Regions from separate parts of the Mus musculus genome. Here all the other regions are linked to region 1. A link is a loop called in an ENCODE intact Hi-C map of the cell type or tissue named here. Cell type or tissue: heart. All regions are shown on one strand. Region 1 holds the start of Pnpla6 (patatin-like phospholipase domain containing 6). Region 2 holds the start of Pex11g (peroxisomal biogenesis factor 11 gamma). Region 3 holds the start of Xab2 (XPA binding protein 2). Region 4 holds the start of Insr (insulin receptor).

What was found. Hi-C counts contacts between places; a loop is a spot of excess contacts. Peaks named below come from ENCODE experiments on the same cell type or tissue, not always from the same donor. Only the 100,000 strongest peaks of a DNase experiment are listed, where the experiment ranks them.
Region 2: a loop joins it to region 1, with 2.8 times the contacts of the local background. A loop is called at or near these places in 3 of 42 quality-filtered maps.
Region 3: it touches region 1 in a loop (8-fold over the local background); 10 of 42 quality-filtered maps call a loop at or near these places.
Region 4: it touches region 1 in a loop (4-fold over the local background); 2 of 42 quality-filtered maps call a loop at or near these places.

What each region holds. Positions count from the first base shown.
Region 1 is chr8:3,511,911-3,519,910 of GRCm38, forward strand. Mcoln1 (mucolipin 1) reads left to right here. Exons shown (of 14, transcript NM_053177.1): 12 at 740-955; 13 at 2,873-3,003; 14 at 3,104-3,322. The coding sequence ends at 3,140. It overlaps Pnpla6 (patatin-like phospholipase domain containing 6), which reads left to right and starts at 3,501. Exons shown (of 35, transcript NM_001122818.3): 1 at 3,501-3,646; 2 at 4,600-4,658; 3 at 4,771-4,839; 4 at 5,167-5,254; 5 at 5,415-5,497; 6 at 5,648-5,745. The coding sequence starts at 4,635. In heart, no CTCF peak of the experiment used is centred here; DNase peaks (open chromatin) are centred at 3,451, 3,961, 4,681, 4,941 and 1 weaker place; H3K4me3 peaks cover 3,137 bases; H3K27ac peaks cover 2,875 bases.
Region 2 is chr8:3,463,435-3,471,434 of GRCm38, forward strand. It overlaps Pex11g (peroxisomal biogenesis factor 11 gamma), which reads right to left and starts at 4,214. Exons shown (of 5, transcript NM_026951.3): 1 at 4,138-4,214; 2 at 2,349-2,537; 3 at 488-666. The coding sequence starts at 4,197. Tex45 (testis expressed 45) reads left to right here and starts at 7,428. Exons shown (of 9, transcript NM_029598.1): 1 at 7,428-7,499. In heart, CTCF peaks have their summits at 1,054 (motif pointing right) and 5,597 (motif pointing right); a DNase peak (open chromatin) is centred at 4,217; H3K4me3 peaks cover 1,699 bases; H3K27ac peaks cover 1,608 bases.
Region 3 is chr8:3,617,553-3,625,552 of GRCm38, forward strand. Xab2 (XPA binding protein 2) reads right to left here and starts at 3,744. Exons shown (of 19, transcript NM_026156.2): 1 at 3,676-3,744; 2 at 1,393-1,541; 3 at 991-1,114; 4 at 503-700. The coding sequence starts at 3,726. It overlaps Pet100 (PET100 homolog), which reads left to right and starts at 3,999. Exons shown (of 4, transcript NM_001195244.1): 1 at 3,999-4,059; 2 at 4,790-4,876; 3 at 5,041-5,073; 4 at 5,672-6,683. The coding sequence starts at 4,033. The coding sequence ends at 5,755. It overlaps Pcp2 (Purkinje cell protein 2 (L7)), which reads right to left and starts at 7,484. Exons shown (of 4, transcript NM_001129804.2): 1 at 7,450-7,484; 2 at 7,234-7,348; 3 at 6,956-7,080; 4 at 5,817-6,006. The coding sequence starts at 7,452. The coding sequence ends at 5,887. In heart, no CTCF peak of the experiment used is centred here; a DNase peak (open chromatin) is centred at 3,879; H3K4me3 peaks cover 2,546 bases; H3K27ac peaks cover 1,186 bases.
Region 4 is chr8:3,276,704-3,284,703 of GRCm38, forward strand. Insr (insulin receptor) reads right to left here and starts at 2,914. Exons shown (of 21, transcript NM_010568.3): 1 at 2,326-2,914. The coding sequence starts at 2,425. In heart, CTCF peaks have their summits at 1,582 (motif pointing right) and 3,902; DNase peaks (open chromatin) are centred at 1,918, 2,898 and 3,778; H3K4me3 peaks cover 2,644 bases; H3K27ac peaks cover 1,952 bases.

The sequences.
Region 1 (8,000 bases):
TGTGTGTGTGTGTACGTGTATGTACTCTGTATACACATGTATGTGAAAGCCACAGGTCAGCCTTTACTATCATTCTAAAAATTCATTCACCTAATAGGTTTGTTTTGTTTCTAGACAAGGTCTCACAGTGTAGCCTTGACTATCCTGGAATTCACTGTACAAGTCAGGCTAGCCTCAAATTCACAGACATGCATATGTCTGCCTCCAGAGTGCTGGGATTAAAAGCAGGTGGCAAAATATCCACACAGGGTCTAATTGGCCTGTAGCTCATGATTAGGATAAATTAGCTGGCCTGTGAGCTCCAAGGGATCCTCCTGTCTCCACCTCCCCAGTGCTGGGATTACAAGCTTTCACACCCAGGTTTTTATGTAAGTGCTGGGGATCAAACTTGAAACCTCATGCTTTCTAGTCAAGAACTTTACCAGCTGAGCCGCCTGCTATGCACCCTGTAGCAGTTTTGTGTTCTGTCCCTTCAGACCCTCAATGCTCCTGACGTTGACTCTACAACTTGGTCATTCTTGTGGTCACTGATGACTGTCTTGTTTGTGTTACTCCACCTGTCAGCCCCTCTGAGGAACCAGCCCTTGACCCTGTGACCTTTCTGTTGACTCCATGACCTTGTATTGATATGATGACCCTCAGATGGGCCCAGTTGCCATCTTCCTGCCCACTGACCCCTAGTGAGCCCAACAGCCCCCCCCCCACTCATGTATCTTCTCACCTACCTCACTGCCTACAGTTCCGCTCGCTGTCCATGGTTTCTGAGTGTCTGTTCTCACTCATCAACGGAGACGACATGTTTGTGACGTTCGCGGCCATGCAGGCCCAGCAGGGTCACAGCAGCCTGGTGTGGCTCTTCTCCCAGCTGTACCTCTACTCCTTCATCAGCCTCTTCATCTACATGGTGCTGAGCCTCTTCATTGCACTCATCACCGGCGCCTATGACACCATCAAGGTCAGCCATCTCTACCATCTCCTCCCTGGGAGTCCTGGCTTCCCCTTCCCCTCCCCTGAACATTTTCAGCCCTGAGTTCCAAGAGTCGCCTGGCTTCACAAAGTTGTCCTGGCTTCACAATAGTTGGAACAGGTAAGACTCAGAAGCTATATAAAGTCCAAAGGAAGAGTGGCCAGGAACTGGGTTTGGAGTAGTTGGGGTTGTTTGAGTCATCCTGGAAGAGTAGCCTAGGATGTACCATAACTGGATTCAGTTGGATGGGCAGGAAGGGACGGGCTCCCATGGTCCCTCATGGGTACAAAAATGTGCCAGTATTTTCTCTCTCTCTCTCTCTCTCTCTCTCTCTGTGTGTGTGTGTGTGTGTGTGTATGTGCCCCCCCTCTGTGTGTGTGTGTGTGTGTGTGTGTGCGTGTGCATGCATGTTACATGTATCAGAGGACAAACCACAGGAATTGGTTCTCCTCCTTCACTGTATGGATCATAGATCTGAACACAAGTTACCAGCTTTGCAGCAAGTGCCTTTACCTGCCACACCATCTCACTGGCTTCCTCCCTCTCTCATACCATCTTTTATTAAAAACCATTTACTTATTTAGGGGTGAGAGGAGGTTGTGCACAGCACAGTGTGTTTGGAAATTAGAGACGACTTGTGGAAATCAGCTCTCTTCGTCCACCATGTGGAGTCATCAGGTTTGATGGCAAAACTTTTATTTCCCCTCTGAACCTTCTCACATGTCTGTTAAGATCTTTCCTTTGAGAGTGAGCTTGAACGTCTGCCCAGTGTCCACCACCTGAGAGCTGGGCTTATAGATAGATGCATACTATCACCTCCATTGTATGTGGTCCTGGGGGTAGCAATCAGGACTTCCTGCATACTATGCAGTCACTCTACCAGCTGAGACACACATTCAGCTTAGGGGCTTTTTCAAGACCACCCTAATACCCAACTACAGCAGGGACAACAGGGTCCCCCTGTACAACCCTCCATGTTTCCTCTATACCTATTGCTACTTGCTGTCCATACACAGACCATTCATATTCCTCACTATCACTAGATAGACAATGACCACTTGATTCTCCTTGATACCCAGCCCCCCAGACTCCTTACAAGATGTTTGCTGGGTAAATTCTGCCTCCCTGCTACCCCACAGTCCTCTGTGCTCTCATCTAGGAAACTACAGCCTGCAGGAATGCTACTTCTTCTTTGTACCCTATAAGACACCACACACATACACATGCACACACACACAAGGCAAATATACATAACTATCCAAAAGTCAGTGCAGCTAGGTGGCTGCTTGGGACATTCCCTTCATCTCTTGAGAATTCTAGATTGAGGAGATGGGAGCCCGAGGAAGAGCATACTTGTAGAAAGGAACATCCAAAGACTGGGAGGCAGAAAGGACCTGGAGAAATAGCAGTGGTGCCAGGAAGTCACAGGGAGAATGTTCGGGGACTCTGCCTCATTCTGAGGCACTGGCAGTGGATGTGTGCACTCTTTCCCACATGGATAGAAGCTCTACCACAGGTACATTACTGTCACCCAGGCCCTAAGCAGCCACACTGAGTCTCGCTGCAACACTTGGATATCACGCAGGACCCGTGGATGCAGGAGTTCAGGCCTTATGCCCACTAACTCTTTTACACTGTTCCAGCTGAGATGCTGGGTTACTAAATACCAGTCTAGGCTTCTGGCCCGCAGCAGAAGGCACTGAACCAATGAGCCTGAGACCTGCGGCCACATCCGGGGATAGGGAAGATTTCTACAGTGAAGCAAGCCACAAAGCAAAGGTCCAGAAATGAGACCCAGAGTGGTCACATCAGAGCAACAGCAGGATGTCCAGTTGGCCGGACCTAAAGAGCACTAGAGGTCAGGACCATCTTTCATGCTGAGTTCGGGGAATCGTCTCTTTCCAGCACCCAGGAGGTACTGGCACAGAGAAGAGTGAGCTCCAGGCCTACATCGAGCAGTGCCAGGATAGCCCCACATCTGGCAAGTTCCGTCGTGGCAGTGGCTCAGCTTGTAGCCTTTTCTGCTGCTGTGGAAGGTTGGAGCCCCAGATCTGGGTTGTGGATTGATTAGAGGCTGGGGGAAGAAGTGTGTGCCAGAGAGACTGGGTGCCTCTTTTTTCCATTTCTCTCTTCCAGGGACTCCCCGGAGGACCATTCGCTGCTGGTGAACTGATCCAAGATGATTGCCACTAGACTTTATCCCCATGTACTGCTGGGACCCCAGCTTATTTATTTTTAGAATTTGCTTTAAAAGATCTGCGTCTGACAGGCCTTGTGAGGGCTTGGGCTGATCGAATCGGACACAGGGGAAAGGGAGGGCATGTAGGGCGGCTGTTAAATAAAAGGGAATGTAAATGCGGTGGTCTAATTTGTAACAGGTGAGGCAGCCCTTTCATAAATCGTCAGCTCCTTTAAGAGGCCGCCACACTAGGCATGGCTGGCGCAGTGCGACCTTCCAAGCATGGCGGGAGGCGGGGATGGGGCGTGTCCTGCAGCGGAATAATTTAAAGGTGCCGCGTCTGAGGCAGCGGGCAGAAAACTAGGGGTGTTGGCCGAAGCTGGGTGGACCTGGTTGCAGCTCCTGAATGGTACGAGTTTCCATCGACCGAGCAAAGGTGTCCCTTCGAGGACTGTTAGAGAGCTTCAGCTTTGCCCCGGATCGATTTGTCCTGATTCCGGGTAGGTCCCGACTTTTTGATGCTCCAATACCACCCCACCCCCATTCCTAAGTTCCTTGTCCCGGTGTTTCCGCATCGGTAGTCAGATGCGACCTGGAGTACGGAATGGAAGTAGTCAATCTAACAATTTTCCAGGTAACATCTCAGGGCCCTGCGATCCTTCTAAATTCCCATTAATAATAGTCTAAAGGCATCAGAAAGATCTCCAGCGTCCCAGGAGAGTCCCGGTAGCGTTCCTACCTTCCCCGGTATCTTCCTGGAAGCTCCTAGACTCCTAAGTAGTTATGTGTATCTCCGGATCTCAGTAACTTTCCAGTGCGTCGTTCCTCCTACCCTCCCCCAATTCCGGCGTCCCTGGTTACACATCCTGCATCATTTCACTAATCCCAGGGATGCTCCGCACCGCGAGACCCGGTAACTTTCCTTTTACGTGACAGTTAAATCTCCAAGCCCGAGCCTATAACACTTTGGGAGCTCATCTTACTCCGATGGCCCTAGAGCCCCCTTTTCAATAGATTGCACAGCAGTGCTTCCAGTGCACGCCCCAGCTTCCTTGATGGGCCCAGGCTTGGGTCAGGAGCCCAAAGTCCAATTGTCCCTCAGCCTCCTGGCTTACAGGTCCTGGTTTCTTCTGGAGTGAGACATCGCGTCTTTACAGGGTGTAGGAAGGGGTCTCGCCTAAGGGTTGGTTAATCAAGAGTAGTCAGACATACGGAAGGCCAGGCTAAGGAAGGAACCACTGCCAGAAGAGATCATGGCTTAAGGGCACCTGCCAGCGAGCTGCTGACTGTGGGTGCCAGGACGGCTACCCTTTTGGCCACAGGGTGCAGATGAAAACGTTACGGAGTCTGGTCCGCCTTATGCATAAGTGAAGTAGGACAAAGAGCTGGGGGCTGGTCTCATCCCTTGATCTGGGCGGGGAAATCAACTTGCCCCTATCCTTCTGTCTAGCAGTACCCCTCTAGACGCTCTCACCCCAACCCCGGCGAATGGAGGAGTCACTCCAGCCAAAGGTATCTAGGGGGCGTGGCTTGTGAGACGAGCTAGGGGTAAGGAGCCTGTAGGCGCTGCTGGGTAGGCTTGATTGACATCTTGTTCTGGTCCCTTTTGCTCCTCGATTTCCAGGACTGCAGGCTACAAGACCTGCTACCTAGTCCGAAACAATCGATGGAGGCCCCACTGCAAACCGGAATGGTAAGAGTTGGGGAATTTTTGTACCGGACTACAACTCCCGGCGGTCTTGCCGTGCACCACGCGATTCTCTCTCCGAGAACCAGGCATGTGCAGGTGAAACTACGTTTCCCGGCATGCATAGCGGGAGACCTAGTCTCTCGGAAGGCTTAGTTGCTCCCCCCACGTAGGGGGATGGGAAGGAAACCGCATTGACCCATTCTGCAGATGGGGACACCGAGTCACGAACTGAATACAACCTCCTCCGGGGCAGAGGTGATTCAAAAGACCCTGGAGGAGGGCTTGGGGAGACGGATATGCGTTGCCCAGCCTGTGCCGTTCGTTCCGCAGGTGCTGGGCGTGATGATCGGGGCCGGAGTGGCGGTGCTGGTCACCGCCGTGCTCATCCTCTTGGTGGTGCGAAGGCTGCGGGTGCAGAGTGAGGATTCGGGGGGAACCTTTGAGGGAATACTATAGGGATGGAGGGGAAGCTGCAAAACCTGGAGAAACCAAGCGGCTGGGGTGGGGATTTGTTGAAGCCTGCGTGGAGCTCAAAGCACCATCTTCCCTCCACCCCCTTCCCCGTCCCCAATCCCCAGAAACTCCAGCCCCGGAGGGTCCCCGGTATCGGTTCCGGAAGCGGGACAAAGTGCTTTTCTATGGCCGGAAGATTATGCGGAAGGTGAGTTCCAAGACCTACTGCTGGTCTGGCTGACCACAGCAGCCCAGCCCTTTCCTATTTACACGTTAGTGACCCTCTCTGCCTTCTTAGATCTCCTTAGAGCTCTCCTTCCTCTCCCTCCAATTGACTCAATATTCTAAATTCTCCCAGGTGTCACAGTCCACTTCTTCCCTGGTGGACACATCAGTCTCCACCACTTCCCGGCCCCGCATGAAGAAGAAACTGAAGATGCTTAACATTGCCAAGAAGTAAGGCAGACTCTGAGTGTATTGGGTATGAGACGGGTCAGCTCACACCGGAGTTTTTGCATTTCTAAGTTCTTGAAACATACTGATTGTCTGGGAAATATTCCCATAGTAGAGGGACATCTCAAGGCCCTCAGTTGGCAGGGGCTATCTCAGGGTTCTGCCATCTCAGACATGACACTTCCGGTGTGGGCGTGCTGGTCGCTTAAGGCTTGTCTCATAATGTTTCCCAGTTTCTGGAAGCTATCTGCCGTATATTTAGGAATCTACACCTATTGGAGAGTTTATTCAACGCGGCATGTTGCAGTTATCTCAGATATTTGCATGACTAGGTGGAGGGGCTGTTTCGAAATTCTGTTCTCCAGGGAAATCATTCTATCCACACAGGAAAGCATCTCTCTTGGAGTTGTCTGTGTTGTTCACCCTGTATAGTTCTTTGCCCTGTGGGGGCTAGCTCACATAGTGTGTGTGTGTGTGTGTGTGTGTGTGTTGTTGTTGTTGTTGTTGTTGTTGTTGTTGTTGTGTGTTGTTGTCATCGTCGTCATTGTTGTTATTTGCTTGGGTTTGTTTTGATTTTGGGCTTCAAGTCCTCCTTCATGTTGGGATTATAGGTATGTGTCAGTATGCCTAGTTTATATGATCCTGAGGATTAAATTCAAGGCTTTTTGCATGCCAGGCAATCATGCTGCTAACTGAGCCACATCCCTATTCATTCACTCATTTTTTGCAGAAAGCATTCTGCCACTGAACTATCACTAACCCCTACTTTACTTGAATTTTTTATTACTTAGAATGTATTTACTGTGTATGTGTTTGTATGTGGGCATGTACTCTTTTTGTTGTTGTTGTTTTGTTTTGTTTTTCGAGACAGGGTTTCTCTGTATAGCCCTGGCTGTCCTGGAACTCACTTTGTAGACCAGGCTGGCCTCAAACTCAGAAATCCGCCTGCCTCTGCCTCCTGAGGGCTGGGATAAAAGGCGAGCGTCACCACGCCCTGCTTGGCATCTCCTAGCATGTGCATGGCAGTTGGCTCTCTCCTTCCACTGTGTGGATGTCAGATTGAACTCAGTTTGTCATGCTTGGGAGAAAGTACCTTTACCCACAAGCCATTTTGCTGGCTCTACTGTTTTGTTTTTCCAATTTATTTAACTTACTTTGCAGTATACAGTGTTAAACTCAGAGACTGACCATGGTAGGCAGACGTTTTTGCCAGTGAGCTAAACTTAAGCCCTATATTATTTTTTTGAGACAAGGTCTTGCTTAGTTATCCAGGTTGGCCTTGAACTTTCTCTATAGCCCAGGCAGGCTTTGAACGTGTGATTCTTCTTTCTCAGCTTCCTGGGTAACTGGAATGACAGCCTATGCCCGTCATGCTTCCCTTTTTAAGAATTCCTTTGTGTGCCAGTAAGATGGCACAGTGGTTAAACACACTTGCTATCAAGCCTGGAGATATGAGCTCCATCTCTAGGACCCATATGGGGAAAGGAGAAAACTTACCTTCAAGTTGTCCTCTGACCTGCACAACACACACACATACACACACACTAGATAAACAGATATAAATTTGAATTTTTAAGAAAATAATTCCTGGGGCTGGTGAGATGGCTCAGGGGTTGAGAGCACCGACTGCTCTTCCGAAGGTCGTGAGTTCAAATCCCAGCAACCACATGGTGGCTCACAACCATCCATAACAAGATCTGACGGCCTCTTCTGGAGTGTCTGAAGATAGCTACAGTGTACTCATATATAATAAAATAAAATAAATAAATCTAAAAAAAAAAGGAAAGAAAATAATTCCTTTGCATTAGAAACTTAGGAACATTATCTCAGATGTTTATCAGTGTCTTTGAGAAGGCTCTTCCAGGGATCTCTGTAAGTTAAGAGATGGTTCTGGGATCTTCTTGCATCATGAGGTCTACCCTAAGGTCTTTTTCAAGAGTGTATTTATCACAGACCTTTTTATGATTTTGGTAGAAAGACTGTTGGTAAACTATTTGCTTTGCAAATATCAGTATCTGGGGCTAATCTTGAGAACCATATTTAGGAAAATATCTGGGTATGATAGCTTACTTGCCATCTCAGCCCTGGGGAGCTGGACACAGGCAGATCCCTGGGTCTCACTGACTGGCCAGCAGTGAGTTCCACACCACGGAGAGACCCTGTCTCAAACAGATAAGGTAGAGAGCATCTGAGCACTCACACACATACAGACACACACATCACACACTACATACACCACACACATACACATCACACAC
Region 2 (8,000 bases), 48 kb before region 1:
GTCCTGGCCTTGCCCCACCTGGACTTTACACCATGGAGCTAATTTCAAGCTTCTGGCCTCCAGTACTGTGAACTAAATGACCTGTTGTTTAGATGATCCCATTTGTAGCCAACTTTTACAGCAGTTACCTTACCAGAAACAAAACAGAGGGATAAACATTGGGGGGGGGGGCTGCAGAGATGGCTCAGCAGCTGAGAGCACTGGCTGCTCTTGCAGAGTACCTGATTTTGGTTCCCAGCACCCACACAGCAGCTCACAACTGTAACTCCAGTTCCAGGGATATGACATCCTCTTCTGGCTTCTCATGGGGCACTGCACACACAGGGTGCACAGACATACATGCAGACAAAACATTCAAACACAGAGTTAAAAATAATAAATATAAGGAAAGAGATTCTAATACGTGAAGGGTGGCCAACTTTTGGGCCTCTGCTGAGGTAACAGCCATTGGGGACTTCAGGTGGCCCCTCTGGCAGATATCACTTACTTGACAGCTCCAAGAAGTAGAGAGAGAGTCCAGAGGGCTGTGTTCAGTGTCCACCACCAAGCAGAGTCCACCCGGAGGACCTTGGCATCGGCAGCCCAGGCGATATGCTCACAAGGATAGTACAGTTGGTCAGTCACATTACTCAGGACAGACAGCCATCGGATGAAGATGTCCTCCTCCTATAAAATCAAGGGGTGGGGACAGGCCTGCAAGTCAGACCTCCCCACTACCCATCTAGGATGGTCCCATTCTGACCCCACAAGCCTCCCCCATGACCACAGTCTGTGTTCTGGTGCCTGGGCAGTACAGCCTACTGCTAACAGCTGTGCAAGAAAAGAGCTAGGCCTGGCTTCCTCTCCTCATGCTCACTGGACAGCTCACTGGCCCTCAACTTAAGCAACGGAATCTCCTCAAGAGCTGTCAAAACCCTAAGTCACAAACATTGCAGGAGGACAGGGCTAGACACCAAAGTTTGTTGTTGCTGTTACTTAATTTTTACTTACTTCTTTGTGCCTGTAGCACACATATAAACACGCCCATATGTACGCAGTAACCTCCAGGGCCAGAAGAGGGCATGAGAACCCTGGAAGCTGGAGGTAGAGGCATTTGTGAGCAGCTGTGAGCAACAGGTGCTCTTAATCGCTGAGCCATCTGTCTGGCTCCACAAATTTTGTTTTAAAGAAAGGGTCTCATATATCTGAAGCTGGTCTCAAAATCACTCTATATGCGATTGACTTCTAGGGTGTGTGTGTGTGTGTGTGTGTGTGTGTGTGTGTGTGTGTGTGTGTGTGTGTGTTATATGCACATTAGTGCAAGTGCTTTTGAAGACCAGAAAACGGTGTGATGTTCTCTAGAGATGGAGTTATAGACAGTTGTGATTCCCCTAGTGGAGGGGTGTCAACATAGGGAGGGTGTGAGAGTATAGGTGTGTGTGTCCACAGCATGTGTGTGGCGGTTGGAAGACAAGCTCACTGCCATCAGTCCTTGCATTCTATTTTGATGGGGACAGTCTTTCTCCCGACTCCTCTCACCAAGCTAGCTGTCCTTCATGCTTCTGGGGACTCTCCTGTCTGCACATGTCACCTCCCTGTAGAAATGCTACTGTCAGAGGCATTACCTTAACAAGATGTATGTGGGCCTGAGATTCGAACTCAGGTCCTCATACTTGTGCATCAAGCACTCTATCCACTGAGCCATGTGCACAGTCTGTCCTGTTTGTTTGTTTCTGAGACTGTCTCTCTCTCAGTCCTGAAGCTCACTAAATAGGCCAGGCGGCCTGGGCAAATGGGATTCCCCCAAGGATCTTCCCATCTGTGCCTCTCCAAAATGGGATTACAAATGTGGGCCTCCACCCCCAGCTTATTTTACATGGGTTTTGGGAATCACACTCAGGTTCTCAGGATTACACAATTATTTCACCGACTGAACTATCTCCCTAACCCAGATCTTAAACCTCAGATCCACTTGCCTCTATTTCTCAAGTGCTAGGATTACAAGTGTAGGCCACCACCCCTGATGTGGGGACTTTCGAAGTGTGTGTGTGGGGGGGGGGGGGGAGTGTTCTCTGTCCATCTAAACTCAGATGATCAGTTTACCTGCCTGGTGAGTTTGGGAGTATGGCTCAGCAGCAGAGCCCCTGCCTAGAATCCTCCACTGAGGGGCAGTATATGTAGCTTAACAGTAAAGTGCTTAAGTAAAATGTGCAAGGCTCCAGTTCTGTGGCCAATACTACCATAACAAATAGTAAGATCACCCAGTAGGAAGCACTTTGGAGCAAGCCCTTAAAACATCCATGGAAGCCACTGCTCTTGATCCTTGGGAAGTTCAATTTCCCTCTCCCTACAGCCCCATTAACCATTACCTTTGTTCCCAGGCCATACTGCTTAGTGTAGACAAACATGGCCAGGTCATCAAAGAGTCTCAAGACAGTCCTGCAATGATTGAACTGGGCTGACACCACCAGCAAGCGCCTTCCCACTTCGGACCTGTTGGGGCATTGTTCCACTAGGACCCCACCGATCAGCTGGCAGCAATACCCCAGTGTCCGGATCTGTGGGAGACCAGAATCGGTTACCATGGTTCCAATCATGGCTGAGCTGCAATCCCCTACCACACACCCAGCCATGGACACTTTAGGATGGAAACTGGAAAGAGTTGCTGGGCACGGTGGATCAGGCCTATACTTGTCAGTACTTGAGAAACAGAGGCAGGAGGATCACCTCCAAGTTTAAGGCCAGCCTGGGCTACTGAGATCCTGTCTCAAAAAAACCCAGAAAGTTCTAAGAGTCATCAAACTGCCAACCCAATCTGAAAGGTTTTTATCTTTTGTTTCTTTCTTTTGGTTGCTGAGGCTGGGTCTCACGTTCACCTCACTCACTGCATAGCCCAGCAAGTCACTGCCATGCCCCTGCCTCAGCATCCGCAAGGCTGTAATAACAAGCATGGGGCACTTAATCTGGCTAAAACTGAAAGCTTCTTTCGTTCTCTCTTCCTTTTTTAAAAGATGTAACATTATTCTAATTTGTTAATTTGAGACGGGGTCTCCGTAGCCCAGGCTAACCAGACACCGTGGTCATGATTAGAATTCCTGATCCTCCTGTTTCCACCTCCCAAACTCTGGAATGAGAGGTGTACAAGCATCTGGTGTACTTGAGACTGAGACCAAATCGTGCACAATGCACAAGCACTCTACCAATTGAGCCAACATCCCAGGCAAGGCAGAAGTTAAGAGGAGAGCTTGACATCAAAATCCAAAAAGTGCCACATAGCCGGGTGTGGTGAGGCACACCTGTCATCCCAGCCAGTATTTGGGGAGCTGAGGCATAAGGACAAGAAAGTTCAGGGTCAGCCTGGACTACAAGGTAAGTTATAGGCAACCAGAACTTCATAACAAGGTCCTGTTTCAACAAAGAAAGAAGAGGGGAAGAGAGGAGAGGGGAAGGGGAGGGGGGGAAGAGTTGCCATGGGGAGTCCCATTAGAGTGCTAGCTTGCTCACCAATGGTTGAAATGACAGAAAACAAAACTATTTCCCACCTCCTGGGCTCTCCTTTGCCCACAGGCAGGGGCATAAGGCTCTTCCGCCTAGCTCTGCCTTTAGCAGGACTGAAAAAGCAGTCTAGGTGGCAAAATAGCCATTTGCTTGGAAGACTTTAGAGAGGGGCCATTCAGTAAGACACTTAGAACACGGAAATTTAGCAGGCTCACCGCCCTTGTATCTTTGTTTCTTTTGTTTTGAGACAGGGTATCCTGTAGCCCAGGCTGGCCTTGAACTCCTGATCTTTCCATTAGAAGTGCCGAGATCACTGGCTTGTGCCAATATATCTGGTTTGTGCGGTGCTGAGGAAGGACCTAAAGGTTTCGTCTATGCTAGGAATGCAGTGGGCTACAGTCCCAGATCTTTTATTATTTCACTTGCTTATCAGAAATGATTAGTTTCAAGCTGTGTGTGATGGCACACACCTGTAATCCCAGCAATTCGGGAGGCTGAGGTAGGAAGTTCTCAGGTAAGACACCAGCCTGCCGACAGCCTGCTGTCATGTAAGACACCGGTCCCTTTAGGACCCCCTCTCTGGCCTGTTTTCCTCATCTCTGAGACCTGACCAAACTCCAGGTCACTCCGGTCCCGCCAAGGCCCCAGACTTCCTCTCACCAGGCGGTCCCGGACCCGGTGGGACTCCAGCGCGGAAGCCAGACGGTTCAGCAGAGCCATGGCAACTCGGTCGTGACGTCACCCAGGGCGGGGTCAAACTCCTTTGGAAAGGTCCGAAGGTCCGCGCAGGCGCAACTGCCTGCCCTTTGTCCGAGTACTGCTACCTTGTAGGCGTGCTAGCCCGAACCCAGTTTGCAAATGTATTACTGCCACGTCTGTCCTCCCTGCCCACGGACACCCAGAATGACCTTCTAAGCCTGTTGAAATTCGCTCCACCGCTGCTTAGGCAACTCCGCAAGCAAAATGTTTCAAAAATTAATTCATTGCCTACGGGCGGGGGGGGGGGGGAGCGGGGAGTGGGGACAATCAAAAGCTTCACTTGTGGGCTTCATGTACCTGCTTTATCAGTTTGTCTGTTCTGAGCATCTGTGACTGGTGTACTCTCACAAGGCATCTTGATTTTCACTTTCTTTGAGGGGTGATTAGATTTCTTTCTTTTTTTTTTTTTTTTTTTTTGAGGATTTCATTTAGTTCACGCTATCTTTGAACTCACCATGTGCTCAAACTGGCCTTACACTCCTTATTTAGTCTCCCAAATGCTGGATGATAGGCATGTGGCACAAGGCTCCAAGACATCATTAGATATGTTATATTAGATATCATTAGTTACCTGGCTAAAAGGCACCTTTAGAAGAAAAATGAGCTCGGCAGGGAACAAGTACCTTTAATCCCAGCATTCAGGGGGCAGAGGTTCTCCGTGAGTTCCAGGCTAGCCAGATCTACATAGGGAGCTCTGGGCCAGCAGGATGGCACAGTTGGTAGAGGCGCATGTAGGTCAAGCCTGAAGACATGAGTTCCATCCTTGGGACTGGCATAGTTGAAAGTAAGAACCCACTCTGGTGCTAGCTGTCCTCTAACCTCCACAGTTATGGTGTGGTGCACATGCGCGTGTGTGTAAAAACAACTACAAAATAGTCAAAGTTCTCTTCCACTCTTCCTTCCAGGAAGGACAAAAGTTGATCGCTAAAGGTGTTTGATCCATATCTACCTGAGCAGGGCACCCAGAGAATTCACCTTAACCAGCTGTGTTTTGTTTTGTTTTGCTTTGTTTTGTTTTGTTTTTTTGTTGTGTTTGGAGGAGTGAAGACACAAGTATTTTGAGTATTTGTTTTGAAACAAGATCTTATGTAGTCCAAGCTGGGCTCCAACTGAATTAATTTGTAGCCAAGACTGGCCTTGGACTCCTCCTGGTCCTCCTGCCTCAACCTCAGAAGTGCTGGCATGACAGGTGTGTGCCACCAAGTCTGGTTTGTGTGGTGCTGGGATGGAACCCAGAGCTCTCTGCATGGTAAGCTAATGTTCTATACTGAGCCACATTCACAGACCCCAGAACAGTATTTTTTTTTAAAAAGATTTATTTATTATTATAAGTACACTGTAGCTGTCTTCAGATGCACCAGAAGGGGGCATCAGATCTCACTATGAATGGTTGTGAGCCATCATGTGGTTGCTGGGATTTGAACTCAGGGGCTTCAGAAGAGCAGTCGATGCTCTTAACCACTGAGCCATATATATATGTGTGTGTGTGTGTGTGTGTGTGTGTGTGTATAACATATATATATAATATATATAGTGTATAACAATAAATAATATGTATATATTATTTATTATATATATAATATATGTGTGTATAACATATATTATATATATATATAGTGTATAACAATAAATAATTTTTTTAAAAAGAGGGAAAAAGAAAGAAAGGAAAGGAAAAAGAAAAGACCCAGAATCAAGCAAAGAAATTATTTCACTCAGGTCAAATTATTTCACTCAGGTCTGATATGGTGAAGCAGTGAGTTTATTGAGGCTGCTTAAGGGAGCAGGGTAACGCAAAAAATCTCTAGAAAGCCACCCCAGACTGGAGGATGATTGAGAGAGCTGCATTCGTAAAGCTCAGCTGGTAGGCAGCCTAGCTATTCAGACAGTGTCCTCTCCCCATCTGCTCTTTGTGTGTTTATGTGTGTGTGCATGTATGCACATGCAGGTGCTGTGTGCTCATGTGAGCATATGCTCTCAAGACCAAGTGTATGGGTGGCCTCAGAGGGCACAAGCATTGAATCCCCCAGAGCTAGAGTTACAGACTGCTATGAGCTGGACGAACTTTGGTCCTCTGGAGGAGACATATGTGCTTAATTAATTCCTTGGCCGTCTCTTCAGCCCTTGTTTGTTTCTAGAAGAGTGGTTCTCAGCCCTTCTAATACTGCAACCCTTTAATACAGTTCCTCATGCTGTGGTAACTCCAACCATAACATTATTTCTTTGCTACTTCGTAAGTGTAATTTTGCTGTTATAAATTATAATGTAAATATCCAATATTCAGGATATCTGATATGGGAGCCCTGTGGGAGTCACTACCTACAGGTTGAGAACCACTGCTTTAAAAGGTGAAGGAAGGGCTGGAGAGATGGCTCAGCGGTTAAGAGTACAGACTGCTCTTCCAGAGGCCCTGAGTTCAAATCCCAGCAACCACATGGTGGCTCACAACCATCTGTAATAGAATGCAATACCCCCATCTGGTGTGTCTGAAGACAGCTACAGTGTACTCATATGAATAAAATAAATAAAACTTTAAAATAAAAACTGTTTCCAGGTGTGGTGGCACATGCCTTTAATCCCAGCACTTCTGTAGGTGGATTTCTGAGTTCAAGGCCAGCCTGGTCTACAGAGTGAGTTCCAGGGCTATACAGAGAAACCCTGTCTTGAAATAACAAAACAAAACCAACAACAACAAAAAACTGTCTACCTCTCCCATTTAAAAAAAGGGGGGGAAGGGTGAAGGAAGTAAAAGATGATTCGATCACTGGGAATGTGCCCTGGAAAGAAATATTGGTATCTAGGCCTGTTTCTGTCTCTTTGGCAGTCTGTGACTCTAGAATGACAAGAAGGGGCCAGGGACTCAAGGACATCAGTGCCTGAGTGCAGCGTCAAGATACAGATAAACAGAAAAACATGAAGAATATTACTCTCACCCAACCTACCCCCACATACACATCTACTTCTAAATTCATCACTATTCTCCATACCATTTCCCAGATTACAAAACTGAGGCTCTGAAAACTCAAATTCCATGTTTGAGTCTCTGACAGAATTCAATCCCAGATCCTCAAGGCTGCCCCCAGAGGTAGTCACACCTATGTGACAGCATTATCTGGGAGTACTCTTGAGGTCACAATGACCTGGGCCAGACCATCTTGGGTTAACCTCTAGAAAGGACCAGAAGACCATCCCCTGGGATAACCAGGGCCAGAAGGGATCAGAGGGATCAGACAGGAGCCAAGGTCAAGATTCATTAACCCAGTAAGGTAGGTCTGTATCTTTGTCCCTGTACCCTATAGTACTCGGATCTGAACCTAGGATCTCAAATATGCTAGACACACACACAACCACTAAGCTACCGCTTTAACCAAAGACACAGGTTGGATGTAGCCTAGGTATTGGATATTGGTATGGGGAATCCCTTTGTAAATTTTGTATACTTTGCAATCTTTGTGTACTTTGTAAATTTTGTAATCCCTCGTGGCAAGAAAGTAGCCAGCCCCCTCAGCCAGACCTCCCTAACTGTCATAAAGGTGTTTCCAAAATCTGTAATAGTTACAAAGGTCATCTCTAGCCCCTCAACAGGACCCTCCTTAGATGCTAATTGTAGGTGTAAAGTCTGAACAAAAGCCTCCAAGCTCTGAACTTCCCACAGAAACCCACCAATTCCTGAGTACGAAAATCTATCAATCCCTGAAGAGAAAAACCTGTCAATCCCTGAGCTCACCCAAGCTCAGAACTTGAAATCCGCCAATCCTGACCCTGGA
Region 3 (8,000 bases), 110 kb after region 1:
TCTGTGCCCACTGGGAAGTGGGCATAAGCTAAAAGCTAAAGACTTGAAAACTAAAGATAATAAGTTACAGTGCTTAGCTCAGGGTATAAAGGGAGTTAGCTCAGGGTATAAAGCATTTGCCTTGCAAGTGTGGGGACTGGAGTTTGGATCTGTAGAGCCCACATAAACATTGGGTAACTATGACAGCACTGGAAAGGGGATCTGTGGGGCTAGCTAGAACTGGCTAAATCTAGTCTGGGTTCACTAAAAGATCTTGCCTCAATAAAGTAAAGATTGATCGAGGAAGACATCAGTGTCAACGTTGGGCCTCCACATACATGGGTGTACACACACACACATAAATACACAACACACACTCACAAAGAAAGAAACCATGAATAAACTGTACCTATTCATCGGAGCCTCTTCCTGCAGCCTATTTATTGCATATTGGGAAGGTCCCTATCCCAGTGAGCCATGTTTGGAAGCCTACCTAGGAACTGGTCACTTCAATGGTGCTCACCTTGAGGAAGCGACGGTAGCCTCGCACAGCAGTCTCAGGCAGTGGGTGGGAGCGCAGGAAACGTAGATACAGGGGCCAGATGCGAGAGTGTTGTGTGATGGGCAGTGCCCTGAGGGCACGGTCAAAGGTGCGGCGGGTATGTGTTACCCTTCCCTGGTCCATGAGAAACTGGCAGTAGTCTAACCACAGGCGTGGCATCTGAAAATAATGGAGTGAGGGGTCTGAGGCACAGGCTCCATAGCTTCCTTACACTTCATATCTAGGGCACAGGGGCAGCAGGGAAGCAATAGGGGTCATCACCTGCCACCCAGGCTCTGTAAATAAGCCCAAGAGAGTCATTATTTCCTCAAGCTGATAAAACACTTTGGTGGACCTGTGCCCTGTTTTGCTGGAGCACTATGAGGAAGAGGAAGATACCCCTTTACATCTCACTGGGGAAATAGTTGCCAGGAGTGCGCCTGCCCGCACACCCCTCTCCAGATCCCTACCTTGTGCATGAACACAAAGGCCCTCTCATGGCAGTTGTTGACATCTTCATAGGCAGGATCAGTCACACAGCGATGTTTCACCTGTGCCCGGCGTGCCTTCAGATATCGGTACCAGAGTTTGTAGCTAAAGAGCAGGAAAGGCAGATAAGATGGGTTTATGGAACCCCAGAACCCTTTCTTTGTTCTAGAGGCAACTGTGGTGAAAAAGGGACTGAGGAGGGGCAAGAGATCTCACAGGGAAGGGACAGGCTTGGACATGAGGGAAGGTGTGACCTATCAGGGGCTGTGCTTCAGTAAAGGAATACACAGCATTCACCTGGGACACACAGTCACTTGTATTGTGACTGGGTGTAGAGGGGTGGGAGCTGATGAGCAGGGTAGCACAGGGAGGGCCATTTGCACCTGCAGGGAAGCAGTTTGAGTGCCCGCTCATACAACTGGTTGAGTCGGGGCTTGGGGGCCCCCTGTTTGAACTCGATGTAGCGGAGCCAGCATTTGACGGAGAACTGGTTCCTCATGATTTCTTCCTCATAGGGAAGGTCCTCTTCCTCCTGCCAGGGCCAGGGAAGGGGAGACGAGAAGCCTGTCTTTAGTCTCAGTAGAGTCACAACCCATCCTGGGGCTTAGCCCCAAACTCTAGGCTTCTACAAAAACTCCATACCCTTTCAAAAGGCAGTGGTGCAAGTCTATACTCCCACCATCTCAGAGGCAAAGAATAAAACAAATGGGAGGTTGGTGAGATGCCCAGTGGGTAGAGTCACCTGCCACTGAGACTGAGTCCCATGGTAGGAAGGAATCAACTCCTTACGTTGTCCTCTACCTTCCACATGCACACAGTGGCAGGCACATGACTTGCCTCTTACACATGTTAAAATTAAAAACAAACAAACAAATAAACAAAAAGAAGTAGAAAGATGGCTCAGTTGGTACGCACAAGCATGATTGCCTGAGTTCAGATCTCCAACACTCACGTAAATGCCAGGCATGGCAGTATGTATCTAAAAACCCCAATGCTGGGCAATGCCAGGCATCGCGTTATGTATCTATACACCCCAGTGCTGGGCAAACACAAACAGGTCCCTAGATCCCTAGGGCTCACTGGCCAGCCATTTAGCCCGCCAGTGAGCTTCAAGTTCAGTGAGAAGACTTTGTCTCAAAAGTCAGATGGAGAGCAACGGAAAGTCAGCTCATGTCTATTTCTGGTCAATGCGCATTCATACACACACAGCCCATGCACTTACAATACACGCTATAGTTAAAAACAAACAGGGCTGGAGACATGGCTCAACAGTGAAGAGTATGTACTGCTCTTGCAAAGGACTGCACTCATTCCAGGCAGCTCATAATTACCTATAACTCTAGACTAGGGCCTGTGTGGACACCTGACTCACATGCACATACCCACACAAAGACATCCACATAAACATAATTTTAAAAATACATCTTTAACAAGCAAACGGACACAACACAACAAGGTCCCAGACATGATTTCTTCCTCTATTGAAGCTGGATCACCAGATATTAGCTAAAGCAGTGGTTCTCAATCTACGGCCACTATGCCTTTGAGGACCAAAAAAATCCCTTTCACATGGGCTGCCTAAAAACACCAGAAAACACAGATATTTACATTATGATTCATAACAGTAGCAAAAGTACAATTATGAAGTAGCAATGAAAACGATTTTATTGTTGGCAGTTACACAACATGAGGAACTGTATTGAAGGATCACACATTAGGAAGGTTTCAAACTACTGTGCTAGATAGAGTGTTAGTTTAGACCTCTGGCTCTCAGCACTCAACTGCCCACACAGATCTCTTAGTTGTTAAGGAGACTCTGCCCAGATATCAGCTTTGTTCAGTAAATCTCACTCCCTGGCCCCAATCCTCACACTCTTAAGAAGTCTTTGACAATTTCATACATATATACAAGGAGTTTTGGATATCTTCACCATCCATTATTTTCTCTTATGCCCTTCCCATAATCCCTAGCGTCTCACAGCACTAGGGCCAGAGGCCTGGCCGCTGTCATGGACAGCTGGTTGTATCCAGGCACCACACACTTCCTCCCGGACATCAGGCTTTTGATCCTTCACGCTTACACTATCACCACCGCACCTATCTTCATACCTGGCCTGTATAATAACATTTTAAAGTTTTGTTTTGTTGCTCTTGAGACAGGGGTCTCACTATTTGTTCTAGCTGTCCTGGAATTCACTATATAGACCACACTGGCCGCAAACTCACAGAGATCCACCTGCCTCTGTCTCCCAAGTTCTGGGATCAAGGGCATTCACCACCACACCCAACCCAAAGTTTTAAAGTTTTTAACTTATTATTTTCCCCAGCCTCTTCTCAGGTGGCAGATACCGGTGATCTCCATGAGTGCATCAAGCCGTTATCCAGAATCCAGAACACTAGCCGGTCACTATGCCTATCAAAATCCACGTCGATTCACTCTCATTCCCCTCCTGGCCTCTTAACCTCAACAGCAGCTCCTCACTCGAGCCATGAGGGTACGTACGGTTCTTTATTCCCGGTCTGATCAGTGTTTTGACATGTCGCCCCATGGACTGGGGTCTAGTCCCCCCCCGCCCTCCCCCCCCGAGAGCCAGACTCCGATCCTGTAAGGTATCCAGCTTTGGATCTTCCCTAGCGAATCACCCTCCACCTCGCTGCAGACTTACAAAAACAAGGTCCGGCCGCTCGGAACGCGGAACTCGCGCCATCACCACCATCTTCCTGGCTCTCCAGGTACAGACGAGAGTCGCGCTCTAGTGGCGTCACGCACAGAAGGCCCGCCCTCTTCGAGACAGACCCGTTTTCTATTGGCTGCACCGCACTTTGACAGCACCGCTTGCTCTGTTAAATTTTGAGTGGTTAAGGAAGTGACCGGAAGCAAAGGGGCGCCGGAAGATGACGTCACAGACCCGGGTTCCTGACCACTCCGCTTCCGTATTGGCCCTTGGGCAGCACCAATGAGGTTTTGCATTACTGGACAGTCGACTTTGGGCGGAAGTGGCTTCGTAAAACCGAAGAGCGAGATGGGGGTGAAGCTGGAGGTGTTTCGGGTCAGTGAGTTCTAGGCGTTGGACGTCTGGACCCGGGGTCTTTCAGAAAATGAAAATAGATCTTGGAAGTGAGAGAAGCGCAAGGCAGGGAGGCGTTCCACAGAGAAAGTGTCTGAGACTTGTACTGGCACCCCAGCAGAAGGAGCACTAGATGTGGGGGCTTAGAATGGAGGGAAGCGTCTCAGAGATGGGAGAGCTGAAGAGGGTGGTTCAAGGAAGGGAGGCTTCAGATCCAGAGTGGGGTTTCCAGAAGGAGAGCCCAGAGCTCATGATGGGTCTCAGATAGGATTTCTAGAAGTAGGAGAATATATTTGGAAAAAAAAAAAAAAAAAAAAGAGGGCCCTCTATATGAGATGCTACGGGTGGGTATCAGATTGGGAGTTAATAACATCTCAAGGATATGTGTTTGTAGTAGGAACCCTTGGACTGTTAGTCTCTCTCTTCCTTTCCCTCTCTTCTACATCCTTCGTGCACGTGTGCCTGTGTGTGTGTGTGTGTGTGTGTGTGTGTGTGTGTGTGTTTGTGTGTGGTGGTGGTGGAAGGGAGTCGTGGACAGAACTACTACGAGTAAAATCTGCTTGATCATGAAAACCAGGCTTTAAGGTGCCAGGTTTCTGTTCTCCGGGTAGGATTTCTGGGGTTCCCGGGGAGCCCCTGAGGCTGAGCTCCGGACCTGTCCTTTGGGCTTCCCTGCAATCTCCCTGTGCTCCACCCACCTCTGCTTTTACAGATGTCCCTCTACCTCACTTTCCCCGTGGTTATGTTCTGGATCTCCAATCAGGCTGAGTGGTTTGAGGACTATGTTGTCCAGCGTAAGGTGGGTATCAAAGTGCTTGATGGATAATTCCTGCGGAAGGGAGGGTATGAAGCACCAACTTGCTATTGAGATCCATTGTCTGCCTCTCATGAGTCAACCCTGTTGTGGATGTGGGGCTCTGGATTCTCCTGCCTTGTGTTCTCACCTGTGACTTTGTTCCACAGAGGGAGCTGTGGCCAAGAGAGAAGGAGGGTCAGGTCAGTAACCTGTTTTCCCCAAGGAGCTGAGTCACTCTTACCTAGTTGGGCTTGGAATAAAGATTTCACCCTCAGCCATAGGTAGGAAAGTGGAAGCAGCAGACTGAGTAGGAATTCCAGACTAGCCTGGGCTAGAGACCTTGTCTCCATAAAGGTTTCTTGTTGTTTGTGATGGTGTATACCTACGGACACTTGGAAGGAGGAGTAGGAGGAGTATCAGATTGAAGCTAGCCTGGGCTGCATGGGGATAGAGAGAGGGAGACAGGAGAGGAAGCTGTAATTCCAGCATTCCAGCACTCAGGAGATGGATGCAAGAGGATTGAGAATTCTGGCTATTCTCTGCCGCCTGGTGAGCTCAAGGCTAGCCTGTAGTATATGAGACCCCATCTTAAAAAGAGGGGAGGGCACAAATGGTGTCACATATTACCTTTTCCCCGAGGGATGAAGCTGAACTCACTTGTACAGTGATTGTGATTGGCATGGGGCTCCCAGTGTGGATACTGAACTCTGAAGCCAAAGGGAGGATAGTGTGAGTGAGTCCAGGCTGTGAGGCCTGTACTCTTCCTTCCTTCCCATCACACCCCTTTCCCCATTCCAGCGCCAGGAGCTAGAAGAATTTAAGCAGAAGATCCGGAAGCAGAAAGAAGAGAGACTTCTTCAAGCTGCCCAGCAGAGCTCCTGAGACCTTCAGTTCCTCAAGTCCCAGCTCCCTTCCCCACCACAGAAAATAACACACACTCAACTCTTTGTTGCTAGTGCCAAGTGTTTTATTGTTTTCAGGGGCCAGTGGGAGGCCCAGGATGGCTAGAACTCTCAAGGAGCTTGTGTCTGGGGCTGGGGGCTGCTGTTCCTGCGGAAGCTGAGTGCAGCAGGATCCTGAGGGGTGAGCAGGGGTTGAGGGCTGAGGGTCCCAGGTCGTTTCTGCATTCCATCCTGGGGATGAAGAAGGGTCAGACGGAGGGAGGGGACCAAGGAAAGTGCAAGTCAGAAGTGCCTCCAAACAATGTTTTTTTTTCGTCTGCTAATTAGGGTGGTGGTATTTGGTCAGACATTGGCCTGTTAGTGTATACCTGTAATCCCAGTACTCAAGAAACAGGCAGGAGGATTATTTTGAGTTCAAAGCTAAATACTAAAACAAACAAACAAACAGTTGAGTTGAGAAGATAGCTCAGTCATTGAAATCCTTGCTATGCTCATTTGAAGACCTGAGTTTAAGCCAGGTGTGGGTTTATGCACTTGTAATCTCAGTGCTTAAGAGTCAGGAGGATCCCAAGGGCTTCCTAGCTAGAGAGCCTGATCTACCTGGAGTTCCAGGGCACTGAAAGCTCCCAGGGCAGGAGATTGACTTCTGGCCTCCACCTGCGTGTGCACACGTGTGCCCGGAGCTCTAAACATGTATGCTAATGTACACAGACATAGGGCTGGGGCTGGAGCTCAGTTGATAGAGACTGCATCAAAGCCCTGGGTTCTATCCCTACCCACATACATCACTCATGGTGACTCACACCTGTTATCCCAGAACCCAGGATGCACATGTAGGAGAACATGCCAGCCAGAGCTACATGAAACCCTGTCTCAAAAACAATAAAGCAAAACACTCCCAAACAGAAGCCCTACTCTTCATTGATTTATAGGGGTATGCATTCATATGCCTTCCAGGAAAACTGCCTGTTTTCTCCCTGTGGCCTCTCCCAAATATACAGATGTTGGAGCAGGAACTGTAATTTCCAGCCATAGTTCTGCACTAGCATGAGTCCTGCCACCTGACCTTAAGCCCATAGCACTTTACGTGTTCATAGGGTCCTCTCCTTTCCTGCCTAGAGACAGGTCATAGATTTAGAGAGCTATGTGGAGTCTCACAGGTAATCTGGACATCACCTACCTTGGGGCCGATAGGTTGGAAGCCAGGCAGGGAATTAACTGTTACACGCTGGTCGTCCATGCGGCGGCCCTGGGTGTTGACCAGCATATCCATGAGATTGTCCATCTCTGGAGCAGGGCCACCCTCTGCTTGGAGCAGAGACAGGCAGGCATGAATACAGACCCCATCCTGAGTCCCAAGATCCACAAGATCCCAGAACCCCAGCACTCCTGCCACACACACACACACACACACACACACACACACACACACACACGGCCCAATCACGCCCTGCTTACGGCTTTCTGGGTTCTGGCCTGGCCCAGCCTGCAAGGAACAGCGCTGCTCCTCCATCCGATCGCCCTGCACGTGGGTCAGCAGGTTGAAGAAGCCTTCCTGGTCCGGTGAACCTGCCTTGGGGACAGACGTGATTGGTTTAGTTTGGTCTGTGCCTTCCCTGTCTTCCAGACAGCATCCACCCGAAACAGTGCCTGCCTTCCCATCTCTGCTCTCACCATAGTCCTCACGGGTCTGCAGAATTTCTCTAAATGAAACCTGAGTCTCCTTCCCTGACCTGCCCCTGACTCCCCCAACCCCCACCTCCCAGCCTGGGGCCCCTGCCTGCAGCACAATTTCACATGGTACTGACTCTAGGGACAGCATTCTACCACTGTCCTAGATTGAGACCAGGCTTGGGTTGATTTGGGGGGTTGGGACACTTACCAGGGAAATGGGGCTCAGAAGTGCCCCTAAATCCTAGTACCTACTATCTCTTGGGGGACAGTACTAAGAATCCATTCATTTGCCCTGAGGAGGGGCTCTTATACTCTCCTACCTATACCCCCTGTGTGTTATAGTAACTGGGTCAGGGGACTCCAGAGACTTGCTTGCTAATTAGATGCCCTATAAATGAATTAATCTTGTCAATTACAGGTGCCGAGACCTCAAGAAGCGGATGGTGGAGTCAGCCAGAGCCCTCTTACCTTGTCTAGAAGGTCTGAGCCTCCCTCTCCCTTTTCTTCTTCCTGGTCCATTGTGTATCTCTCCTATACTTTTCTCCTGGTCT
Region 4 (8,000 bases), 240 kb before region 1:
TTGTTATTCTTGTTGTTGTTTGAGGCAGGGTCACCCGTAGCTCAGGCTGGCCTCAAAATCACTAACTTGGCCCAGGATGACCTTGAACTCCTGATAGACCTGCCTATACCTTCAGAGTGCTTGCTGACAGGCATACAACGCCACACATGGTTTATGTAAGTCTAGGGATGAAACCCAGGGATTTTGTGTGTGCACAGGGAGGGCTACACTCTGGCCACACACCCAGTATATTTACTGCACAAACCCCAATGTCTTGGCTTTCTGTGTGCCATTAGGGAACAATGTTTATATGCACCTACTATGTGTCCAGCACTGCTCAGGTTCTAACATCGGTGAGGAACAAACACCAGGCCCTATCCTTGTGAACACTGCATGTATATTTAAAAGCCCCCAGAAGCTCTGTCTCCTGGGCTCAGGAAGTCCAGACATGGACAAACAATCAATTACCAAAAAATGTAAAAGCAGAGCTCAAGGTACAACACTATGCGCCCAAGTGCACAGGTGCATATACAACATAACCCTACTTCCTTAAGGCCTCAGAGAGCAATGTAGATGTTAACAATCTTGGATTTTTCTAATAAGAACCCAAACCATGGACTGGCTCCGTTTTTACTTACTGAGATGGATGGCTCAGTAAGTCAAAGCACTTGCTGCCCGAGCATGAAAACCTGAGTTCAGATCTCTCCACACCCACCTAAAAGCCAGCACTTCAGCATACATCTATCTATAACTCTAGTGATAAAAAGAGGTGAAGGGAGAGGGGGAACTGGCACTCACAGGCTAGGCAGTGCGGCCAAATCAGCAAACTCAAGGTTCATTGAGAGACCCTGACTCAAAACACAAGGCTGAAAGTGACAGAGACAAACACTGGATGTCAACCTAGGTCCTCTACAAACACACAGGCACAGGAGTGCACACGCGAACACACATGCACACGCACGAACACGTGCACTCGGGCACAAACCAAACCAATGGCCATTCCTCATTGAGTACCTTCTGTATATCGGATCCTGGGGGCCTCAGAGACATTACCAGTTTAGCAGACCCACTCCACAAGATCAACCCAACCTGTTCCATAATCCTGCACCCTCCTCCCAACACACACATCTCCCTCATTCACAAAAGCGTGGCAGTTCCTTCTCTCCTTGACCCCTTCCCTATTGTAATTAATTTCCATTTTCAGAGAAAGCTGAACCAGTAACTCAAAAGACATTTGTCATTGCATGTTTTTTGAAACAGTGTCTAACTAGCCTCAAAACTCACTCAATAGCTGGGCTTGCTTCAAACAACTCGCTATCCTCCTGCCTTGGCCATAACCAAGCACAGAACTATAAGACCAGCCTCTGAACAAATGGGCTAACTGAACCTCATTTTAGCCCTCTCTGAAATGGGTATGTAACTATGTTGGCCTCCAGGGAACACTGGGAGGTTCTAGCGCTAACCAGCCTGGAGACTCATAATCATTCTAATTATAACCATCCTGAAAACTACCCCTACTGTTACTATGATTGCTGTGGGGCCAAAGGTATGCAGACTTTGCCTCTAGACATCTGGAAGTAGAGAATTATAAACATAGCAGCCACAAGGGGTCGATTCTCCAACAAGTGTCCTCCGTCGAAGAGGATACCCCTGGCTTTGGGTTTAAACTGCTCAGATGTCTGAATCTGTTGCAACCCAGTAACCATACTTACTTAAAGCAACCTCAAAGAGCCTCAGAGGACAGATTTGGGGTTAGAGAAAAGAACAGACACAGTTGAGAGGTGCACTGGGGACAGACACCCGAAGCCTGGGCGGGCACTGGGGCAAGGTTCCTCAGACCCGAGATGGACACACGCGGGGTACAGAGCCACAAGCCCAGTGAGCAAAGGCCAAGGTCAGCCGGGGTTTCACGCAGGGCCAGGGCCACCAAACCCACTCTTCCCCTTCCCCAGTGTAAAGATGATCACTATAGGGAGGGGACTCTTCATAGACACAAGGACGCTACGGGAGTCTTCAACCTTCAGTCCGTGGAGAGGGGGCTCTAGGTTGATGGAAGAAGAACGAGAAATGTCCACAACTCTCGTGAAAGGACTATATTGCTGGAGTGGTGAAATGGGTGTCTGTAACCCTGACTCCTTGGTGGGGCCTGGGGGGCTCTAAGTTGTATGGAGCAATGGGAAGGGTTGTCCCCATTACTCAGCCCAAAGGGAGAATTCTCTAGGTTGGCTGTGGCGGTGGAGAGGGGTGTCCCCGACCCTCACTCCTTAGGGTGAGGGTTCTAGATTGGCTGGGGCGGTGGGAGAAGTGTCCCCGACATACTGTGATCGCCTCTTGTCCCAGACTTACCCTCTCCAGGGTACAGGTGGCCGGCTGTGCCCACCAGCAACGCGGCCACGGCCACCAGCAATGGCACAGCCGTCGTCTCACATCCTCTCCCGAAGCCCATAGCAGTAGGAGTGCTGGGACCCCGGCGATCAGAGCACGCCACGCCGGCCTACTGGGGACATACTCCGTGAGAAGGTCTCTGGAGAGGCGCTCGGGGCCGCACGTCCTTCTCTTCCACGCCCGTGGCTCACAGGCCGCAGCTCTCCAGCCTAGAGGGCCCTGGGGACAGTCCCGGGAAGAGCACAGAGGCCTCGGCCGCAAGCAACACCGTGGCGCGGCCCGCAGGTCACCCAGGCCCGGTCCCGTGCCCGCAATCCCAGAGTCCAGAGCTCACCGCGGTGCGTCTCCTGTCCGGGTCTCCTGCTTCTGCCCTCCGTGCAGCTCTGGGTGGGTCGCGTTGTGTGGAGTCTGAGACAGAGGGACGCGCGCACTGGAGGGCACCTGGGCTGGTGGTGGCGGCGGGAGCTAGGGCTCGACTCCAGCCCGTAAACAACGCAGCCCGTCAGCTGGGCCCGCGCGGGCCAAGGGAAAAGGTGGCGCGGATTAAGACAGGGAAGGGACTGTGCGCTCCAGTGAGGCCCGCTGGGGGGGGAGGGGGAGAAAGCCAGCAGAGCTCGGGGAGGCGTGGCCAGAGCTGGCAACGCCACGCCTCCTCGCCTCCTCGCCTCCTCGGCCCCTTTGCCCCCTTGCCCCGTAAAACCCGCAACTTCAGAGACCCGAGGCTCACTTCAGATTCTTCCAATCCCAACACCCCGAACTGCTGGCTTAGAAAGATTACGATTTAAAAGCTTGTAAGCGTTCTCAGATACCAGTGTAACATAAACACCCAAACAACTCTAAGACTCACCTGTCAAACGTCCGGAGCTGCCCATATCCGCACCTGACACGAACGCCCCCAAAGAGTCCCAAAGTTCCGATTTTAAAACCTAGGGGTCCCCAGATCCCCGCCTGACTCGAAAACCACTAAACAGGCCTGAGGTTCCAGTTTAAAAGCCTAGGGACGCCCCCAGGTCCCCTCCTGACTGCAGCAAACACAAGTAACACCGAGGTTCCAATTTAAAGGTCTGGAGCACACTCTAGATCTCCGCCAGATCTAGACACCCCAAATTACCCCGAAATAACAATTTTAAAGTCTGGAAATGCCGCCAGATACCCCAGGACATAAACACCCCAATATGCCCCTAGATGCCAGATTCAACCAAGCACATTTTGTCTTTCTTTACTCCTTTTTACTATTTTTTTGACTCCCGTGGGGAATTCACTTTAATTCTTTACCTTTGATTCTGTTTTTCTTTACAGCCTATGCTACCAATGTCTTACGAGATTCTCCCAACCCTGGCTCTCTCGAGGAGCTAGTAGGCGCCCAACAAGTTCCCTCCCCAGTGAGCTCCCGCCCAGCAGCTTGGAGGCACCAGCTTCCAGGCCACAGCCACGTGTCCACAATGCAGGCAGCCTGTATTCCCTGGCCTGCGCCCCCTCCACCCAGCACTGAATTCCAGCAGAAATCAATAAGGAAATGACTCTAGAAGAACATAACAAGGCTTCTAGAAACACGTTAGAAACTTCATATAGGATCAGAGCAGACATAACTCCATTTTCAACACACATACCAGTAGGTGGCTGTATGTCTAAGAAAGCCATTCACTAGCAGCCCTGCTCAACCACATCATGAGGCGCTAACCCTGTCGGTGCCTTAGGAATATGTGCAGTACAGAGTCCTCTATCCTTTGCTTCACATGTTCACTCAGACCCGGACTGTGGCTGCTGGTCTGTGCAATGGGTTTGACAATATCTGTAAAAAAAAAGGTAAAAATAAAAGTAAAGTGGCAAGCAATAGAGAAAGACACTTAAGGTCAACCTTTGGCCTAGCACACCACACCACACACACACATAAACACACACATACAAACATATACATAAACAGAAAGAGAGAGAGAGAGAGAGAGAGAGAGAGAGAGAGAGGAGAGAGAGAGCGCTAAAACAAAGAGCCAAGCATTGGGAAGCAGGTCTTTAATGTCTTTACTCACAAGGTAGAGGCAGGGGGATCAGGATTGGAGCTTAGCCTGGAACACATGAGGTCCTGACTTTAAAAATAAATAAAATAAACAGAAAACAAAATAAGAGTGGACCTGACAATATGGCTCAGCAGGTAAAGGCACTTGTTGCTAACCCTGAAGATCTGAGTTCAATCTTGAGCTCCCACAGAAAAGGTGCCTGTACACACACGCAATAAATAAATAAATAAATAAATAAATAAATAAATGCTTTTTCAAAAATATTTTTAAGTAGTAGCCTAGGGCTGTGGCTCTTTGGTAGAGCACTTGCCCAGCACACATGAGGTCCTGGGTTCAATCCTTAGCACCGGGCCCATGGTCCTTGCATTATGCAAATGTGCTCCTGCTTAAAAGCCTTTCCCCAACCTTGCCCTCAACTGTCACTCTTTCTCTTTGCTAAGTCTCTGCGCCAATGAGCTTTCTACCCTGACCAGAGTTTGCAAACACCCTTCAGTTCTTATGGTCCCTTTCTCCCATCCATTCCATCATAAGCACATACCCCTCCCTGACATTCTTATTTATTGTCTTGCTTGTCATTGCTTTTTAACCTGCCTCCCCCATATCTATTGACGGACCTATGGGCTAATAAATATTTGTTCACTGGAAGAATCTACGTGTCACCTATAATGAGGGATTTCCAGTTACACAAAATCAGCATGATCTGTTTCCTTGTAGAGTGGGTGTATATGTCCTGTGTGAAGAGTTGAGGGAGGGGGTAGATTCAGAAGTGTCCATGGGGGAAAGAAAGCACTTGAAGCTGAAATCTGAAGGAAGGGATGCCAGTCAAGACAAGCTGGGAGAAAACGTGTCGTGGTATACAGGGCTTGTGCAACGGCCCTGAGGTTTTCAGGTGCTGTAGCTGCAGAGAGGAGAGGAGAATCTGAGTGGAAATGAAAAGGGTGCAGATGCTCCAGCACTGCACCACTGTGTGCCTGACTCGTGTGTGCATCTGTGAAGGTAGTATGTGTGGGTGTGGATATGCATATACAAGTGCGCCTGTGCTTGTAGGGGCCACAAGTCAACATCAGGGCTCTTCTTACATCCCTCTAGACCATATTTTTTGAGACAAGAGTTTTCACTGATCCTGGAGTTCACCAGTGAACTTCCATCTCTGCCTTCCAAACTCTGGGATTACTAGCATGACCCACCACACGTGCACCCAGTTTTGTTTTGTTTTTTTTTTTAATCTGTGTTTTAAGAACCTCTAAATTCAGGTCTTCATTCTTGGAAGGCAAATACTATACAGCTCAGCCACTTCCTCAAAGCCTGGTGGGGTTTTGTTGTTGTTCTTTTCCTTTTTCTTTTGTGTTTGTTTTGTTTTGTATTGTTTAATTATTTGTTTTTGAGACAGGGTCTCACTGTGTAGCCTGGGTTGGCCTTGAACTCACAGAGATCTACCTGCCTTTGGCTCCCATGGACTGAGATTAAAGGTATGCCCCACGCCAAACCTTATTTTTATTTGGTAGTAGGGAGTTATATCTTCTGGAGTGAGCTACCCTAGGTGGGACAGGAAACCAAACTCAGATCCTTTGAAAGAATAGCGACTGCTCCTAACTGCTACTCTGTCTCTCCAGTTCCTGAGTTATTGGTTTGTTTTGGTTTTTAACAAGAAGCCACCAGAAGACTGATGTAAAAGGTCTGATGTAAACAAAATTTCTAACATTGTCTATCATCAAGGAGTGATTCCAAGTACACACCTGTGATCTCAATGTTCTAGAGGCTAAGTCAGGAAGGTTGTGAACTCGAGACCAGCACTGGTTACATATTGAGACCTTGAATCAAAAACTAATTAGCAAAAGGGCTGAAGAGATGGCTCAATAGGTGAAGTGCTCACTAAACAAACACAGGGACCTGAGCTCAATCCCTAGAACTCATAAAGAAACGTAGTGTGTGATGGCACTCTTATAACCCCAGCACTGCAGAGGCAGAAACAGTCAGATCCCTGGAACTCTGGCCAGCCAGCTGAACCAAAATTAGGTGCCAGTTCCCAGTGAAAGACCTGTCTCAAAAAACAGTCAGGAACCAGGAAAAGATGTTTACCTGCTCAGCACATAAAGATGTTTACCACCAAGCTATACAACCCAAACTTAATCCTCAGGACCCACAGAGGGAAAGGAAAGCTGACTCCCACAAGTTAACCCCTGAAACACACACACACATTAGCTAAAAATATTTTTTAAATGGGAGCCAGTTAAATGGATTAGCAGATCAAGATATCTTAAGATACCTGCCACAAAACATGATGACCAGAATTCAATTCCTAGGACCCACATGGGGGGGGGGGTCCCACGGGTGAAGACAGTTCCTAAGAAATGATCCCAGAGATAGACGTTCTGCCTTCACATACACTAGAACACATGGTCATGTGCTCCTGCACAAAATAATAATAATAATAATAATAATAATAATAACAACTAACACCAATTCAGTTGCAGGAAGGCACCAAATGCTCAAAGCAGCACATCAGGAGTGTAGCTGTTGCTTTCCAGAGACAACCAGCCTTAAGAAGGTTTGACTTTAGCCAACACTGTGATGTTGCAATGTCACAGATCATGAGCCATTTTGATCTTGGACTGTCTTAGACCTTGAATAATCAATCATCCAGCTTAACTTCTGCCCATGATCCAAGTAATAGATAAACTTTAAAAAATAAGCCTCACCTCTGGCTTCCCTCACGATAAAACCATCTCCCACCCGAAGAGATTTTGTTTTGTTGTTGGGGGAGATTTTGTTTACATTGGTGGGGCCCGCCAGTGTAATTGGCACACACAGTTACTGACTGTTTCTCTCTGTCCCTGCATAAAAGCTGATGCAGGGGCTGTGGCTCAAGAAATAACAGCTCACTGAACAAGTATGTGGGCCTGAGTTTGGAACCCCAGAACCTGTACAAACATGGATGAAGTAGAGCGCTCATCTATTATCCTAATAGTTCTATAAAGACATGGGAGATGGAGACTGGAAAATCACCCAGAAAGGTGAAGGACAGATAGACTGGCATCTTCCATGATAAATAAGACACTGTCTCAAATAAGATGGAAGGTGAGGATCATCAGCAGAGTTTGTCCTCTGACTTCTGCACATGCACAATGGCACATATGGTCATTCTCCTGCTGCTCATAATAAACTACTTCCTTATTTATTCCCAAAGTCATTACTTTGGACCAGAGAGGAAGCTCAGTTGGTCCAGTGACTGTGCAGCATCTAAGAAACACTGTATTCCATTCTAGCAATTCTACCCCAGGGGATGGGGTGCACCCTGCTAGTATCAGCACTGAGAAGTTAAGAGGCAGGAGGATCAGGAAAGCAAGGTTATCCTTAATTACACAGCAAGTTGGCTGCCAGACTCAAAAATACAAACAACAAAAGAGATCAGTCTGGTGTCATCCCAACTACTCAGGAAGCTGTGGCAGGAGAGCTACCTGGGCTTCAGAGCTAGGACAAAGCCATCATTTATTAAGGTGACTTAATAAAGCCCTATTTCAAAATAAAAGGTCTGGGGGTGTAGCTCAGTGGTGGGACACTCATCTAACCCTTGGATCAATCCTCAGTCTCAAAAACAGCATTGTTAAAATGGACAAAGAG